Regions from separate parts of the Homo sapiens genome. Here region 2 is linked to region 1. Evidence: chromatin contacts called from ENCODE Hi-C or POLR2A ChIA-PET data. All regions are on one chromosome and are shown on one strand. Each heading gives the region's core, a stretch centred on a gene start or an enhancer-like site at or near the end of the contact. The rest is flanking DNA. Distances are from core to core; before and after follow the strand shown. Region 1 overlaps SASH1 (SAM and SH3 domain containing 1). Region 2 has its middle 36 kb from the start of SASH1.

Region 1 (2,703 bases), core at 73-2,572:
AATGTTTCTCTTCGTAGTGTTCAGTCAGAGCTTAGAGTATGCAAGTCACTTACAAATTCTTATCTGCAGCTCTAGACTCACATGTCCAACTGTTTCTTTACTGTCTGCACAGGGATGTTTAATAAGCACCGCACACTTAGCATGTCCAAAGGGGACCTCTTGTTCCCTCCCCTGCTGTTCCCCTGCCCAGCTTTCCCCATCTGGGGAAGTGAATGTTATTTCATTATTTAGGTTTCTGCTCAGAGAAGCCTTCTCTGTCCCATCACCTCAACTTCTCCTCACTCCTTGACTCTGCAGTCGCCCTTCTTGAATCTGTCTTGTTTATTGCTATGTTCTCAGGACCTCAGAGGATGCCTGACTCCTACTGAGAGGTGAATAAATAAATACTGAATGAAAGAATGAGTGAAAATGAATACACAAAGCAATTTAACAAAGAATTTGTTAAAGACAGAGGTAGGAGGAAAGAAACCAGTTCTGGGGATACTGTCTCTTAAATTATTTTTATTTTTCAATGGGATTGATAAATTCCTTAATGTAGGAATTTTCTTAAGTGAATTTTGCCTTCAGGAACAGCTAAAGCAGTTTAGGGATCTTGAGGAAAAATGTTGACACTTAAGCAGATAGATTTGGGGTCTTAATAGTAGGAGTTATTGATGAACAAATATTTGCTAAGGTTCAGTTCTGAGACTTTAAATCCAATACTTGATGATAATTAAATGTTTAAATGGATTTTTAAAGCACAGCAGAATATTAATTATTGCTTCCTGGTCATCAAAATCCATGCTGAAGTTACCATACTTTTTACCCATTGACAATGAAAAAGATGAGTCCAAAGAGCAGATCCAGCTCCAGCGCCCACCATCCTCAGGCCTGGGGCTTCTGGCTGGAGGAAGGAGGTACTACTACCAGGAGGCCTCTTTGGAGCTGACGTCTGAGCATTAATTTCTTCCACCAGGAGATTAGTAAATGACCCCTTCCACCTGCTGCCATCCACTTTTGGACTTGGGTTATATCATTGATTTTTGCTCCTGCTGGATGAATTGTAATAATCATTCTCAAGGAGAAAGGAGATGGCATTTTGCACTGCTTCTATGCCAGCTTCTGTTTGCAGGGAGAAAGTCACTGCATCCAAATTCACACATTGAATTTGGATTCAACGTAAAATTCAAAGGATTGTAAATTTGATGAGTTGGGGAGCCTCACGCTTATGAAACATGGGCTTGTTATTCTTTGGCCAGCATCTAGGTGGTGAACTTGTGAAATTTTAAAAACAAAATCCCACTCACCACAGCAAGATGAATAAAGAAACTACAGTGCCATCTGCTGGCATCCTGGGGAAGTTCAAGCAATGCCTGGGCCAAGTCCAAACCGGAGGATAAAATTATTCAAAGTGTGTGGTAGTTTGAAGACAGTAGATTAAAAATAGTGAAAATATTGTCAGTCATCATTTCAGAGAGGAAAATGCAATCACATTTTGTGCTAATGGTGTAGCAGTGGGAGCGTACATTTTTCTGCAGTGTACTTTTTGAAGTATTTTGATGACTTTTAGGGAAAGTAAAAATTCACAATTTGTGTTTTCACTTATTACATAATAAGTTTTATCCTGAGGTGGGGATATTTGGTCCATAGCAGTTAGGTCAAGACTTCTCTAGTCCTGGCCGGTCACGGTGGCTCATGCCTGCAATCCCAGCACTTTGGGAGGCCGAGGCGGGCAAATCACCTGAGGTCAGGAGTTCAAGTCCAGCCTGGTCAACATGGTGAAACCCCGTGTCTACTAAAAATACAAAAATTAGCCAGGCATAGTGTCATATGCCTGTAGTCCCAGGAGGCTGAGGCAGGAGAATCGCATGAACCTGGGGGTGGAGGTTGCAGTGAGCCGAGATCGCATCACTGTACTCCAGCCTGGGCAGCAGAGTGAGACTCTGTCTCCAGGAGAAAAAAAAAAAAAAAAAAGACATCCCTAGTCCTTAGGGTGAGGACAAAAATACATATGGGGCTCCCTGTCCCTCTGGTGGCCCCTTACAGAAAACATGTTTAACCAGCTGCAGACCCCAGCCCGCTGAAGTAAGGTGGCAGCTGCACAGTCCCATGACTTGAAGTGCAAAGTACAGCACAGTAAGATTTTTTAAAAAAATTAAGAAGCTAAACTTAGCAGAAACCCTTCTTTCTTTCTGAAGGATTTCCTGCCTCAGTCCCCAGCCAACTAGCTTGCTCTTATTTTGCTCCCACTTCTCCCGTGGCCCTGAGCATGTTACATTTGCTGCTTCTCTTCCTCATTCTTCTCCTCCCCTTCCCCCTCGTCATTTCTTATGCTTTTTTGTTCCTGTCTCCCTCCGTCTCTAACCTGTGGCTCCCCTTCCTTCGTGTTCATCCATGTACCTTACTTGTGCGTTGTTCAGTACATTTTGGCTGAAAGATTTAAATTTTGAAATGGCTACCTCCTAAAAGCCTTGCAGGTAAATACAGGTATTTTCATTTTTGTGTGGATAGGAGGAAGGAGAGTAGGTCCTAGCCATGTTTTGGCACAATTTGGTGATAAGTGAGATTTTCCTTACATGTTCTGTATTCACAGCACAGGAATAAGGGGAAATAACTAGAATTCAAAACTAGCTCTTGTCCTCTCTAGCGGTTTCTCCCCTGATTCTGTTCTTAGCTCCGACTCTCCCTTAGTTTACAATAGAAAGCTTTCAGATTTTTGTGCTG
Region 2 (2,703 bases), core at 139-2,638, 160 kb before region 1:
CAAAAATTAGCTGGATGTGGTGGCGGGCACCTATAATCCCAGCTACTCGAGAGGCTGAGGCAGGAGAATTGCTTGAACCCAGGAAACAGAGATTACAGTGAGCCAAAGATCGTGCCATTGCACTCCAGCCTGGGCGACAGAGCGAGACTCTGACTCAAAAAAAAAAAAAAAAAAAAAGAAAGAAAGAAAGAAAAGAAAATGATCTCTCTTTCAGTCAGGATTCAGCATTTAAACAACTGGCAGACCCAGTGAGTTTGACAAGAGTCAAATAAGGGGACTATTTAACAGAGCTGTGGGCAGGATTAAAGAACAACCAAAGATAGTGACGCACCAGAAACTAGCAACATCAGAAAGCCTTTCCTATGCTTAAGTCTGAAGGAGAAATTCGAGGAAACGGTTGTTAAATCAGGTACCAGAACGTTTATGTTTTAGAATAACTCAGGGAGTACAATGGGAATGTCCATGGCACAAAGAAATGATGAGTGCTTGAGGTGATGAGCCCCATTTATCCTGGTGTGATTATTATATGCTTGTATCAAAATATCTCATGTGCCCCATAAATATATACACCTACTATGTATCCATAAAAATTCAAAATTAAAACAATTTTAAAAAAAGAAAACAGAACCCTGGAAGAAGGAGTTACCTCTACTGATCCCTGGCCTTAGAGGGATGTAGCAACTGCTAAAACTTTGGCAGGTGGGGGGCACAGGTAAGAATAGACATAAATACCCTACCTACTTCTTTCTCTTTCCACTCGCTTGTTCTCTCTGCCATTGACCCAACCCAAAAGAAGCCAGAGAACCAGGAAGTCAGGATGCCATCTATAGATGTCCGCCTCTAAAGGGACAGATGGCAGAGATAGATCTGAGGGGAAGATGGAAATTAACCAGCACAAGTCTTCCAGCCAGGGCCACAGGCCTCTGAGCCCCAAGGTTCCAGGCCTCAGCTGGGTCCCAGGGAAACTCTTGTTGATTGGCAAGACTCTTCACCCACTGCCACTTCCTCTATTGCTGAGGTTGCTTTCTGCTTCCAATATTTTGTGTTCTCAAAGCAGCTGCTACTTCAACCCACACTAAGTTTCTCCAGGGAGTCTTCAATCTTGCTGTGGTAGGGGAGGCATCCATCCACACTCCTACTTACAGCCCCTCTTTTGTTTTATTGAAGCAGTCTTTCCCTCCTATTCGCACAGTCTCCTCTCCCTAGAAACACACACAAGATTCTCCCGAGCTGAGACAGGGTCAGGTTTTCTTCTTCATTCCTCCTTTCCCCCTGAGAAAGAGGCTGTAGAACACATCACCCAACAGCCCATGCAGAACCCCTGTGTCTCAGAAACCAGCTGCACTCAAGAATTGGGAGAGCTTCATCCTGGCCACAGGAATGGGAATGTACCTCTAGGAACTCACTCTGTGCAATGTGCTCAAGCAGAGGTGGGTCAGATGACCAGGCCTTGGTATTTGTAAACATATAGGGTGACAGTTCCTCTTAGTCATCCTTGAGTGACCCAGAGAACTGGCTGCTTGTCACATCCTCAGCACAACCTACCTTTCTCTTTCTTTTCTTTCTTTCTTTCTTTCTTTCTTTCTTTCTTTCTTTCTTTCTTTCTTTCTTTCTTTCTTTCTTTCTTTCTCTCTCTCTGTCTCTTTCTTTCTTTTCTTTCTTATTTTTTGAGACAGAGTCTCGCTCTGTCATCCAGGCTGGAGTGCAGTGGCTCAATCTTGGCTCACTGCAACCTCCGCCTCCCAGGTTCAAGCGATTCTCCTGCCTCAGCCTCCTGAGTAGCTGGGATTACAGGTGTGTGCCACCATGCCTGGCTAATTTTGTATTTTTAGTGGAGACAGGGTTTCGCCATGTTGGTCAGGCTGGTCTCAAACCCCTGACCTCGTGATCTGCCTGCCTCGGCCTCCCAAAGTGCTGGAATTACAGACATGAGCCACCGCACCTGGCCAGCACAACCTTTATAGGCAACTGGAGAGGAAGCTGGGAGCCCTACCCTAAAAGAGCTTACAGTATAATGAGGTGCCAAGCCCATTAAATAATAGCATCCTCCTGGAACAAGATATTTATGAAACAGGTTCCGTGGCTGCCCCAAGGCTCCAAGCATCTGATTGTATTTATTGTTATTCCACCCCTTGCTGATCCCAGGCTTCAAAGGTTGATGTATGACTGATCCTAAGAATCCAGCCCTACCAGAATGACCTGTCATCTCCCTTCTGCTGCTTGTTGAATTAGGCAGCTGCTTGTTGAATTAGGTTATTAAAATGTCTGCTCAGCCTCTTAGTCAACTTAACTTGGCTTTATTTTGGTGGAAAGCAAATCACTTAGTAGAATTTTGCTTAATTGGTCACTTGGCTCAGGGTTTGATGACTTTTCCAGTAATATTTGCACGACAAATATATTTTATTTAATTCTTTTCTGAAATAATTCAGCTGACTCTGAATGGTCAAGATGTGCAAAGCACTGAAGAGGCGCCATGATCCTAGCAGGAGATCTATGGTAATATGAGGGCAGAAAACACGGAAGAGAGACAGCCTGAACACTCACAGGTTTACCATAGAGATAAGCAAGAAGTATAACCAGCCACTGTGTCCTCACTATCTTTTTGATCTCTTTCTTGGGTATCTCTGGATCCATCTTTTTCTCTGGATTTCTAACCTCCATGTCCCTCTTTCACTTCTTCTGTGGTGTCTCACATGTGTTTGT

The links. Hi-C counts contacts between places; a loop is a spot of excess contacts on that map. ChIA-PET counts read pairs that join two places held with the same protein, here RNA polymerase II (POLR2A). Pooled maps may share reads with other maps.
Region 2: a map of endothelial cell of umbilical vein shows a loop between it and region 1 (6-fold over the local background). The contact joins two enhancer-like sites. A Hi-C loop is called at or near these places in 1 of 168 maps with a recorded cell type or tissue (endothelial cell of umbilical vein) and 5 of 50 pooled maps. POLR2A ChIA-PET finds 5 or more read pairs at or near these places in 4 of 52 experiments (H1, IMR-90, WTC11 and 1 more).

What each region holds. Positions count from the first base shown.
Region 1 is chr6:148,463,614-148,466,316 of GRCh38, forward strand. All of the region lies in intron 4 of SASH1 (SAM and SH3 domain containing 1), which reads left to right. Among named protein-coding and RNA genes, the nearest start is that of SASH1, 120 kb to the left of the region's middle. Within about 2 kb of position 1,323, at least 5 of the 41 ENCODE cell types and tissues checked have a DNase peak (open chromatin) inside an H3K27ac peak, as active enhancers do.
Region 2 is chr6:148,305,468-148,308,170 of GRCh38, forward strand. It overlaps a transcript of SASH1 not described here. Among named protein-coding and RNA genes, the nearest start is that of SASH1, 36 kb to the right of the region's middle. RefSeq lists an enhancer at 1,750-2,436 and a silencer at 1,986-2,280. Within about 2 kb of position 1,389, at least 5 of the 41 ENCODE cell types and tissues checked have a DNase peak (open chromatin) inside an H3K27ac peak, as active enhancers do.